2 separate regions of the Mus musculus genome follow, and region 2 is linked to region 1. Evidence: chromatin loops called from intact Hi-C (ENCODE). Cell type or tissue: left cerebral cortex. All regions are shown on one strand. Each heading gives the region's core, and the rest is flanking DNA. Links, peaks and the distances in the headings are about the cores only.

The links. Hi-C counts contacts between places; a loop is a spot of excess contacts. Peaks named below come from ENCODE experiments on the same cell type or tissue, not always from the same donor. Only the 100,000 strongest peaks of a DNase experiment are listed, where the experiment ranks them.
Region 2: it touches region 1 in a loop (23-fold over the local background); 5 of 42 quality-filtered maps call a loop at or near these places.

What each region holds. Positions count from the first base shown.
Region 1 is chr13:67,194,610-67,201,054 of GRCm38, forward strand. It overlaps Zfp455 (zinc finger protein 455), which reads left to right. Exons shown (of 4, transcript NM_001048204.1): 2 at 3,924-4,050; 3 at 4,540-4,635. Among named protein-coding and RNA genes, the nearest start is that of Zfp455, 3.3 kb to the left of the region's middle. In left cerebral cortex, for the core only: no CTCF peak of the experiment used is centred there; no DNase peak of the experiment used is centred there.
Region 2 is chr13:67,393,734-67,400,178 of GRCm38, forward strand. Zfp429 (zinc finger protein 429) reads right to left here and starts at 6,034. Exons shown (of 4, transcript NM_001080941.1): 1 at 5,963-6,034; 2 at 2,897-3,023; 3 at 2,311-2,406. The coding sequence starts at 5,998. In left cerebral cortex, for the core only: no CTCF peak of the experiment used is centred there; no DNase peak of the experiment used is centred there.

The sequences.
Region 1 (6,445 bases), core at 1,453-3,952:
AGCACAGCCTGGGGCTTTGTGCAAGCATCGGGCTGGGAAAAGGCGGGGAGAGTGGGTGTGGGGAAGGTGGGGACTGAGCGGACCTGGGCTTGGAGGGAGAACGGAAGAAAAGAAGCTGTTGGGATTTGTTGTGCTGATCTGGCTGGGTCACGTGAGGTTGCAGTTCTGGACCAGGAATGGGGCGATTGGGATTGTGTCTGAGGTGAGGGTTTTCATAGGACACCGCAGGGTGTCTTGGACATAGGAACAGACTGGTAGCAGGGGTCAGGATTGCAAGCTAGTGATGGTGAGATGACTACTTGCACCTGAGGCAGTGCTGGGAACTCTTTGACAGCTTTGCTGGGAAGCATGCTCCCCTAGCTGCCCCATTCTCAGGTGGATGCTGTCAGATGCCCCAGTCAGTACCTTTAGAGCAAATGGGGTACCTGGCCCCACTATCCTCTGTACCTGGCCTCCTCCTACGGTCCTGATTATGTTCATTTTCCCTATCAGTTAAGGAATTAAGAGAGAATAAAAATCCAAGTCCCAACAGGTCATAGATGGGAAAATCTGGAACAGAGCAGAGAGATCTGCCAGGATGGGAGGTCACTGAGAGTCTTTGACTATAGGTGAGGAAACACATGTAGTGGATACACAGAGGGAAGTCAGCAAAGCAGGCAACCTGCCACCTGGTTTTACCTTGAGGGCTGGGTTTCCTTAAACCTTGGATAGGTTTCCTGTTCATAAAGTAGGGTTGAATAATTGTAAATAAGACACAATGTCTGCTTGGCACACTATGATTATGTCAACGTGCCTTGATCAGGCCTTGAACCTGAGAACGTTTATGAGCAGGGTATTAGTATCTGGTGAAAATCTCGCGTGGCCTTGTTTTAGGGGGCCAGGCTTTTGTGTCAGGTCAGCAGGGTAAGGAAGAGCTCACAGACCTGTGTGTATTCTTGTGACTTAAAGTAAACAGACCTGTGATAGAAAGACACTTGAGCCTACTGTGAGGCACATTCCTGTCATCTCTGTATTTGTGAGGGGGAGGGGCAGGACCCTCTGGTCAACCCCTGCTTGATAGCAAATTCAAGGCCAATGTAGGCTACCTCAGTCTGTGTCAGAAAACATTTAATCATGCTTGATGGACGTGAGAAATACTCTCTATGATTCATTCCATGTCTTCCAGTGAGAGCCGTGGAAAACCCCTGCAATCAACACTTTGGTGTCTTACAAAGTACACATGCTTCCCTTCTGCCGACCCAATCCATGTGGGATTCAAACTTTGTTTTCACTAACATGCTCTTGTTAAAGATGGTACATTTGGGTGACTATTTGTTTGGATTTACTGTGTGAGGAAGGACTCTCCTCTTTCCCTTGCTTGATTATTCTTCCTATTGACAGTGAATGTTCACTCCTTTTGGATAGTTAAGTTTGTGTTAGATTCTGCCATGACCTGAGGATGCTTTCTTCTGGTCTTCCCTGAATTCTTCCAGTTTGCTCCGTCCATATCTAGGCAGAGACTCCATCATTTCTTCATTGCCTTTCTGCAGTTCTTGAATGATGCAGGCTACTGTAGTTTATGTTCATGTGTCATTTTCTGCCTCTTTTTCTGGGATATCTTCCTGTGTTCCTGTCCCAGAGGTTTAGCTGCTTGCAAATGCTTCTTACAGTTAGCTGGAACAAGCCCACGTCCTCCACTGTCCCTCACATGGGTACTGCTGTCTGCAACCAGTAAAGGAAACTGCTAGTGTGGGATGCCGTCCTCTTGCACAGGTTTAAGTCCAGGTCCCCTTGGTGTGTAGTTGTCCCCCTGATCTCCCAGGCCTCTTAATGTTAGTATGAGGGAAGGAGTTACTTGTCTGTACAACTCATGTATGAACCTTGCTGTGTTAGACATGTCATATCTGGAAAACTGGAGAGGAGGTGTGTTTGGTGATGACAGTCAGATCCTGCTGATCTGCATGTGTATGTCAGAGGCCATGAAGAGAAGTTACATGATTTGAACATTTGTCAAACACATATACAAGTAATAAACCTGAGCAGTGCAGATCCTCAATACATTGTCATTTTCTGTTATGAAACTCTCTGTTAGCCGGGCGTGGTGGCACACACCTTTAATCCCAGCACTTGGGAGGCAGAGGCAGGTGGATTTCTGAGTTCGAGGCCAGCCTGGTCTACAAAGTGAGTTTCAGGACAGCCAGGGCTACACAGAGAAACCCTGTCTCGAAAAAACCAAAAAAAAAAAAAAAAGAAAAGAAACTCTCTGTCTTCACAGAGTCCTCCATAGTCTTTTTCAAGTAAGGTGACATATAATGAGTTAACAGCTGTGTCTGCTTGCCTGATCAGTTCTTTCATATTCTCTATTCCATCCTTTACTGAATACACTCCACCTACTGGTGCTTTAAGAAGACACATAAACAATATACAGACTACTAAAATCCAAAAATACATCTAGAGGCCTAATGTATGGAACAAATGTGTTATTTATTTTAAAAATAAATCATCGTTATATAAGGAATGTTTTTCAGAGGGAAAACAAAGATGATTACATTTGGTCTTTCATATTTTTCACATTTTATTCCATTTCCTGAGTTGTATGATTTCAAGACATGGTAGCTCCATTGTGAGCATGCTGTGTTTCTCTCACAGAGAGTTGTTTTCATCTTTGCTCTGCTCTGGGCTCCTGCCATTCCCTACATTGCTGGTTTTCCCACGGACTTGGTGATCCTGTGGTTGAAAAGGGTGTAATCCGTTTGTTCTCACTTACTTGTAGAGACAGGACCCTTCTCTACCAGCTTTAAAGAAGGTTTCAAGACAGTTCAATTTCTTTTCCCTTGAGAATCTTCTGTTCACCAAAGTGCTTCATTCTGCTGGTGTTTTGGAGATTTTCTGGCCTCTTCATTTTGCTGAACTCTGCTCATTAGACAAAAGGCTATTTTCTGTGCGGTCATTCTTTAAAGAGGATATATTTTAGTTGTCCTATAAAGTCTTGTGACAATAGCTATTCCCTCCTCCCAAGGGTGCAATCACCTTGCACTTCAGACACAAGACTCAGGGCATTGCAGCTGGATCTGACATGAAGATCTGAAGAGGGACAAGTTGTCCATACGCATTGAAGGTGCTTTGCCAGGTTCCAAGGGAGAGAAGCAATCAATAGCCCTGCTTAGCTCTTATACCAGTGGGCCACAGCAATATCCTGTATGTCATTCCAGCTGTAAAGATGCCACAGTGCCACTCAATATCTTGACATATGCAGGAGCTGTCCAATGGGACTTAAAGCCTCATCAATAGAAGTTACATCATGCTTAGAAGCTGCCGCAGGTGACTTGTTAGGTTGAAACCTTAGAGGGGAACATACTAATGACATGTTACTAAAGCATCCTAAGCTCTCACTGCATTCTGATTGCTTTTCCTTAGACCTACACATGAGTGTGTAGCTCTTACTGTTCAAAGCACTCCTACACATGAGTGTGTAGCTCTTACTGTTCAAAGCGCTTCTACACATGAGTGTGTAGCTCTTACTGTTCAAAGCTCTCCTACACATGAGTGTGTAGCTCTTACTGTTCAAAGCGCTCCTACACATGAGTGTGTAGCTCTTACTGTTCAAAGCGCTCCTACACATGAGTGTGTAGCTCTTACTGTTCAAAGCGCTCCTACACATGAGTGTGTAGCTCTTACTGTTCAAAGCGCTTCTGGCTGCATCAGAGAGAGCTCTGCAGAAAACTGAAGCTTACCAAAGTGCAGAGGACTATGTATGACCTTGTGATCTGACCCAATAGGTATGTCTACAATTTCTGCACATAATAGCCAGGGAATATTTCTGGAGCAGGAGCAGTTTGAGTATGAGCATCAGAGGTCTACGTAAAAACCAGAGGTTTGCTGTGAGTTCATTAGTGGTTTTAATTAATTACAGGTGTGGGATTTTTCATTGGTCTTCATTTCAGGAAATGTTGTCCTTCTGGGATGTGGCCATTGATTTCTCTCCAGAAGAGTGGGAATGCCTGGAGCCTGCTCAGTGGGATCTGTACAGGGACGTGATGCTGGAGAATTTCAGCCACCTTGTGTTCCTGGGTGAGCATTGTATCTTAGAGAATTCCTATCTCACCCCAACCATCAACATGTAGCTTCCCTGCTTTGTACAATATCTCATGGAAGTATTTCAACAACGAGTTTCATATCCATCATTTGAAGAAAAATTAGGGAGGTTGCTGTACAGCTAAGAAACATGTCATTGTTTTTCCTCGCTGTGTTTGAAATGTCTGTGTTGGAAGCATGCCTCCTTTGCTCTTGTGGGACTGTTAGAAATGCACCGGCATCAGGCGTGGACCACACTTGTTAATGAAATTGTTTCTCTATTCAGTTTCATGTTTTCCCTCTAAAGAAACTCAGAATCAGGATATTGTACATTCCTTTCTGTATTTTACTGTCCATGTCAGAAACCCTTGAAGGAACTAATTGTCTGCAGTTATTTATTGTATCATGTCTTTCCTTATAAACACTGTTCTGAAAGAGAGAGTAAAAGAACACTTAATCAATCTTAACCTCTTGTTCTCCAAACAGGTCTTGCTGTCTCTAAGCCATTCCTGGTGACATTTCTGGAGCAAAGACAAGGGCCTTGGGATATGAAGAGACAAGCAGCAGCCACTGTGTACCCAGGTGTGTAGGAATGTGGGGACCAGGGGACAGATTTCAAGTCCAAAGATCCAACAACTGGCCTGGCTTTCCCATATGTGCCTTGAAATATGTATTATGAACATCATTCTTTCGGTCTCTCCTTCACATCTCTCAGACATTTATGGTGGTTTAAGTCTCTTAGGATTTATATTTTGCAAACAGTGTGCCCTGTGCATGTATTTGCAGGGACTTCCAAGGTTTTTCTTGTTGCTGAGTCTCTATTGTAGTGTAAAACTCAGAGAAATGCAACTGAGTATTGGTTAGACTCGGAGTCATTTATTTGCTGGTGTTAAGGCAGACTTGTTCCAGATAGCTCTCTGTACTGAAGTGAGCATGTCTTGGTTAATAAAATCAATGACACGTTCCCATGACACAAAGGCCAGCAGAAGCAGAGTGCTCAACAGTTTCAGTTCTGTTGATCAGGAAAAATTGAGATAGGGAGTAGTTGGATAAAAGTCAGACTAACATGAGTCACTTTGGATAGTTCATTTCTCTGATCTTAGCATTCTCTGATCAAAGCATTGACTTACTCTACTTGTTGTATTGCGCCAATAGGTACAATAATTTAACTGAGGCTAATTTGCTTATTCAGCAAAGTTTTAACACTAATTTATTTCCAGGGTCAGGTCATTAGACCTAGGAAGAGAAGGCTGAGAGAGCTTTTAAATCTATTAGGTGTTCATAAATGGATTCTCAACAATCCAGTTAGGGAACCATTGACTGTGTGCCTCTTTCATGATTCTGTTTTATTTAAAGAAAATACTTATATTGTATACAAGCACTAAGGCTTATTTGGATATATACACAGTCATAAATCATTTTTATAATATTTTTAATTAGGTACTTTCTTCATTTACATTTCCAATGCTACCCCAAATGTCCCCCACACCCTCCCCACCCCATCCCACCCCTACCCACCCACTCCCACTTCTTGGCCCTGGTGTTCCTCTGTACTGAGGTATATAAAGTTTGTAAGACCAAGGTGCCTCTCCTCCCAATGATGGCCGTCATAAATCATTTTTAAAAAATCAGAAAACTTTATTTCTAAACCTGATATTCCCAGTACATCAAAGCTAGTAAAGTCTTTTGTCTATAGAGTCCAGTCATGGGTAGCCAATGTGGTTATCCCTATAAGAACTATTATGGCTAATATGAGTCCATTGCGAGGATGAGATCTCATGGTCTTTTCTTTAGGTCTCCTGTGTGTATATATATCCACTGGCTTCCCCGTTTGTATTGGGAGCAGGGCTGAAGGTCACTGGAAGGTGACTCAGAACGACTGCTCCGGGCAAGCTTTCACAGTCCACATCTCCTCCTCCCCAGGCCACGTTGCTTTCTCTCCCTGGCTGTGGTGGGCTCACATGTATCGCATATACTTTAGTTAAAGTGAGTACCCACAGTTTAGTCTGCTGTGCTGACTGACACTGTGGCAGGGCCTCTGTCGTATATTGTCTCACACTCTGCTGAGGATGGCTTACAGACTCTGACATTGACCTCTCAGTGCAGGGATTAGCTTTGTTAGAAGGAGGAGAAATGAAAGCAATGGACAGGGCATGGCCATTTGAACTTGCATGTAGTTCCCATACCATTTGGGTGGCAGTGTTGGTAGGAGGTTCCCCTGTACACTGTATCCTCAGTTTTCATATAAAGAGACACTGTGTGCAGGGTAATTGCAGTGAGTGCTTGCATTTGAGACATCTAGACTGTGGTGCTGAGTCCAAGATCCTCCTCAGCATGAGAGGATCCATCCCCTGCCTTGTGAGACAGGAGGAGTAATCCATCTTTCCTGGAG
Region 2 (6,445 bases), core at 1,919-4,418, 200 kb after region 1:
GCTAGGTCACATTAGGTCAGACTAAGAAACATAGGCATTATAGGAAAAGAGATTTAAAGAAAATACAGTCAGTGGTCAAATTTATTTATGTTCCTAAGTTATAAACTTCTATTCAGGTTAGAAAACACTTCTGACTTAAAGATGTCTATCTAGTCACTATGTCTTCACTAACTTTCTTAAACTTTAAGTACATGGAAAATGGTGTCATGCCAAGAAATGATAATTACTTATATGCCTTTTCATTCTTGGAAAGGCCAGACATACTATTGTCTTTTCTGTATTTTTCCTGATGAAATGAAACAAGGCACAGAGACTGTCTGGAGGACTGACCTGGACTGTGGAAAGGGGCACCACAAAGAGATCAGGACAGTGAGGCCCCCAGCTCCTCCAGGGTGTATTTATGTTCAAGTTTACTAAGAGATAAGAGGTTTGCAGTTCAGAAACTGTAATTTTTTTATTAATTTAATTTTTATTTCACATGTATTGGTGTTTTGCTAAATGCGTGTCTGCATATATGTCTGTGTGATGGTGTCAGATCTCCTGGATTTGAAGTTACAAACACTTGTGAGCTGCCATGTGGACGCTGGCAACTGAACTCTTCCTCGGGAGTTCACCAGTGATCTTAACTGGTGAGCCATTTCTCAAGTCCCAACAATTGTAATTTTTGAGGCTGAAAATTTTAATAGAGATAATTTCTTTCATTTATTAAAATTTTAATCTGATGAGAGTCACTAATCCACTGTAAGTGCCACAGAAAATATATTTAAGCCATATCTGGTAATGATGATCCACTTAATGAGTGACAGTCAATGTGCCCAAATTGTGTTTGGATTCATGCTGAATTCAAATGTAATTCATTCATAGAGACAATACTGAAGTAAGTGACTAATACCAATGTTCCATTATACAGTCCTCTGTACATGTCAAAGTTTAGCCTAAAACAGGGAGCTCAAACAAATTTATAGTCACCTTAAAGTTTACTCAGTATGGCATAATATTCAAAATCCGGTGTGGTTTATAAACTGGTTAATGAAACTGAACGCTTGAGTGAAGAAGGCTAACATACCACTGAGCTTGCATGACAGAACACATCCAGGGTAGAAGAACACGATTACTATTAGCACACTGTCCAATGGGACACAGACCTATCAGAGGAAATGCATGCTAGCCTCATCATAGGATAAGGAAGCATGGGGAACAGGACTTGCCAGCATCTGCTGCGCCTGTCTCCCTCTGACCTGTAAGCCAGACTAGGAACTCCTACTCCTAATCTGCAGGGAAGATGGATTACTCCTCCTGTCTCACAAGGCAGGGGATGGATCCTCTCATGCTGAGGAGGATCTTGGACTCAGCACCACAGTCTAGATGTCTCAAATGCAAGCACTCAATGCAATTACCCTGCACACAGTGTCTCTTTATATGAAAACTGAGGATACTGTGTACAGAGGAACCTCCTACCAACACTGCCACCCGAATGGTATGGGAACTACATGCAAGTTCAAATGGCCCTGCCCTGTCCGTTGCTTTCATTTCTCCTCCCCCTACCAAAGCTAATCCCTGCCCTGGAGCTGAGTCTGATTCTATAAGCAGTCCTCAGCAGACTGTGAGACAATATTCGACAGATGCTACATAAGATCAGTGAGAAATGAAATGTCCAAAGGGACTCCTGTTAGTCTGAATTTATCCAACTGCTTCCCAGCCCAATTTGTCCTAATCAACAGAATGGAAATTGATGAGCTCCCTGCTTCTGCCTGCCTCTGTGTCATGGGAACGTATCATTGATTTTTTTTTTTTTTTGAGACAGGGTTTCTCTGTATAGCCTTGGCTGTCCTGGAACTCACTCTGTAGACCAGGCTGGCCTCGAACTCAGAAATCCGCCTGCCTCTGCCTCCCGAGTGCTGGGATTAAAGGCGTGTGCCACAACGCCCGGCCGTATCATTGATTTTATTAACCAAGACATGCTCACTTCAGTATGAGAGCTTTCTGGCACAAGTCTGCCTTAACACCATCAAAAAAGTGACTCCTGGTCTGACCAATACTCAGTTGCATTTCCCTGAGTGTTAAACACTACAATAGAGACTCAGCAACAAGAAAAGCCTTGGAAGTCCCTGTAAATTCGTGCACAGGGCACACTGTTTGCAAAATATAAATCCTAAGAGACTTAAACCACCATAAATGTCTGAGAGATGTTTAAGAGAGACCTAAAGAATGATGTTCATAATACATATTTCAAGGCACTTGGGAAAGCCTGGGTGGTTGTTGGATCTTTGGACTTGAACTCTGTCCCCTGACACCCACTTTCCTACATACCTGGGTACACAGTGGCCGCTCCTTGTCTCTTCATATCCCAAGGCCCTTGTCTTTGCTCCAGAAATGTCACCAGGAATGGCTTAGAGACAGCAAGACCTGTTTGGAGAACAAGAGGTTAAGATTGCTTCAGTGTTCTTTTACTCTCTCTTTCAGTACAGTGTTTATAAGGAAAGACATGATACAATAAATAACTGCAGACAATTAGTTCCTTCAAGGGTTTCTGACATGGACAGTAAAATACAGAAAGGAATGTACAATATCCTGATTCTGAGTTTCTTTAGAGGGAAAACATGAAACTGAATAGAGAAACAATTTCATTAACAAATGTGGTCCACGCCTGATGCCGGTGCATTTCTAACAGTCCCACAAGAGCAAAGGAGGCATGCTTCCAACACAGACATTTCAAACACAGTGAGGAAAAACAATGACATGTTTCTTAGCTGTACAGCAACCTCCCTCATTTTTCTTCAAATGATGGGTATGAAACTCATTGTTGAAATACTTCCATGAGATATTGTACAAAGCGGGGAAGAGACATGTTGATGGTAGGGGTGAGATAGGAATTCTCTATAGATACAATGCTCACCCAGGAACACAAGGTGGCTGAAATTCTCCAGCATCACATTCCTGTACAGATCCCACTGAGCAGGCTCCAGGCATTCCCACTCTTCTGGAGAGAAATCAATGGCTACATCCCAGAAGGACAACATTTCCTGAAATAAAGACCAATGAATAATATCACAACTATAATTAATTAAAATCATCAATAAACTCACAGCAAACCTCTGGTTTTGACATGGACCTCTGGTCCTCATATTCAAACTGCTCCTGCTCCAGAAATATTCCCTGGCTAGTATGTGCAGAAATTGTAGACATACCTATTGGGTCAGATCACAAGATCATACATAGTCCTCTGGGCTTTGTTAAGTTTCAGTTTTCTGCAGAGCTCTCTCTGATGCAGCCAGAAGCGCTTTGAACAGTAAGAGCTACACACTCATGTGTAGGAGTGCTTTGAACAGTAAGAGCTACACACTCATGTGTAGGAGCGCTTTGAACAGTAAGAGCTACACACTCATGTGTAGGAGCGCTTTGAACAGTAAGAGCTACACACTCATGTGTAGGTCTAAGGAAAAGCAATCAGAATGCAGTGAGATCTTAGGATGCTCTAATAACATGGCATTAGTATGTTCCCCTCTAAGGTTTCAACCTAACAAGTCACCTGCGGCAGCTTCTAAGCATGATGTAACTTCTATTGATGAGGCTTTAAGTCCCATTGGACAGCTTCTGCATAGGTCAGATATTGAGTGGCACTGTGGCATCTTTACGGCTGGAATGACATACAGGACATTGCTGTGGCACACTGGTATAAGAGCTAAGCAGGGCTACTGATTTCTTCTCTCCCTTGGAACCTGGCAAAGCACCTTAAATCTGTATGGATAACTCGTCCCTGTTCAGATCTTCATGTCAGATCCAACTGCAATCCCGTGAGTCTTCTGTCTGAAGTGCAAGGTGATTGCACCCTTGGGAAGAGGGAATAGCTATTGTCACAAGAGTTTATAGGACAACAAAATTATATTTTCTTTAAAGATTGACTGCGCAGAAAATAGTCTTTTGTCTAATGAGCAGCATTCAGCAGCAATAAAGAGGCCAGAACATCTCCAAAATTAACCGGCATAATGAAGCACTTTGGTGAATAGGAGTTTCTCAAGGGAAAAATAAATTGAAAGGTCTTGAAACCTTCTGTACAGCTAGTAGAGAAAGATCCTGTCTTTACGAGTATGAAAAAGCAGATTACACTTTTTTTAATGTTTGCATCACCAAGGCCACGGGAAAACCAGCAATGTGGAGAATGGCAGGAGCCCAGAGCAGAGCAAAGACCAAAACAACTCTCTGTGAGAGAATCAGAGCATGCTCACAATGGAGAATTAACTGCGGGGCTCACTCCCTATGTTGGCCAGCACTGGCTTCCTCCATTCTGCATGGGCAAGTGTCTGCTGTCTTGAGTACAATCTCCTGTGAGACCCTGGGGGTGGAGGTCCGGGGACCTGTAAACAGGATACCGTTTTGTGGGGATTATAGCCAGTACAATTAACAGCAAACATTGCAGGGGAATCAGAGACTTGCAAAATTCACTTTCAATGGGAAAGAAATGCAAATAATGTCTGACCTGAGGCAGGAACAGTTCCACCCATTAACAATTACTACCTATCCTTCCAATAACTGGGAGCTCGATGGTTACATTCCACTCAATGGAAGCCCATCCTAGAGGAAGTCTAGAGCAACAGAAAGGACAGCGCAGATGTTTTAAGAACTCTTGCATCTCCTGTCAGTGACAATCAGAGATAAATTTTCAGAGAGTCGGGCAGATCTAAAGATTAACAGGACATTGATGGGAAGTAAACATGAGAGAGAGGCAAAGAGAACGATGGATTCCTGATCAGGTTCCAAACAATACAGACTCCCCATTCCCTACCAGCCTGTCTATACTACACAGTGCTTAAAATACATACAACACAGATCATGAAGCAGCAACTCCTAGGTTGTGCCAAGTGTCAAAGAGTCTCTGAGTGTGGAGTGAGGATTAAAGACAGGAGAGGCCGAAAAAAGATGCAGAGCCAAGAAATAGACTTGGGAGGACTGCTGGTCAATACCACAGCAGCCTCAAGTTTATTATTCACCGCCCTTTTATACCTCATATTACCATGGGCAGCAAAGCTACAAGATAACAGAAACACTGGCAGAAATATACACAATGTTCATAAACTTCTTCAACAAGTCCAAGCCCTGATAATGTCATGTTGACCGGAACCATTGTGGGCCAAGCGGACATTATCTCTTTTTTTAAAACTCTCAACTGTAAAGTAGGGATGGAGGTCCTTTCAAAAGTTTAGAAAATACAGCCCTCAAGGTGAAACATGATGTGAGCTCGTCTCGATCCCACTCTGCCTTGTAGACATTCCTGCCAGTGTATCCACTCCATGCGTTTCTTCAACCCTAGTCCAAGATTTTCAGTGCATTCAGGCAGATCTGTTGGCAGTGTCCCAGAATTCCCCTAAACGACACCTGTAGTACCTCGGATTTTTCCTCTCTTAATTCTTTACTGGCAGAGAAAAGTGAACACAGTCAGACCTCAAGGCCATTGCTATAAGCTGGCTACAGAGTACACGGGGACCAGAAACCCTTTTACTCTAAAGACACAAAGGACTCTGGCAGCATCCAGGTGAGATGGGGGCAGCCAGGAATGCGCGTTTCCAGCAATGCAGGTCTGTGGGCTCTGGCACTCTCTCAGGAGCAGGTAGTCAGCTCATCACCATTAGTTTGCAATCTAGTCCCCCACTACCAAGCTGCTCCAGTGTACCAGAGAACCAAGGCAGACTCGGGCTGCTCTCGGTGTTCTAAAGGAAACCTTCACTCAGGACACAATCCCAAAAGGCCAGTCCCCTCACTCCAAAACTGCAGCCTCAGCGGTCCCAGCCAGTTCAGCACAGCAAGTCCTGGCAGCTGCTTCCGCCCTCCCACCCAGCCCAGAAGCGCTCCCTCCAAGACAGAGCCCTGCTCTGGCACCCACCCCAGTCTATGCTGCTTCCTTGAACCAACCTCCCTGACACAGACCCCGCACAGAGCCCCAAGCAACGCTGCTGACTGGACCAACCTTCTTGTCAGAGACAACTGGAATAGATAGCCGCATAGGATTTCCGCCCAACTTTGAGGAAGAGGCACAAGTACAAACCTGAAGTCAGAAGGGGATTTCCTGGAAGGCTCCCAGTGGTCACAGCGGTGCGGACTACATCTCCCAGAAGTCTGTGCGAAGGAAATCCCAGAACCCAGGGTGGGTGACTTCTACTGTTTGGAGAGGTACGTGGATGGTAACACAAAGTAGAAGGTTGAAGGAGGAAGCCTTTTCTGCAGAAAAGCTATGGGTAATGCGACCCCATTTGGTTTCGGACCCCAGAACCACATCGGAGATGTACGGATATGAGTCGAGCCTTTGACAGAAACATATGGCTTACAAGTCATTTCTAGTTGTAAGTTTAATATTACTACTTCTTGAAAAAAACAAAAAAACAAAAAACGTTGACTTAGTAGTTCGTTAAAATAACAAAGCAATACACTAACCTACGTGGGAAGGAAACGT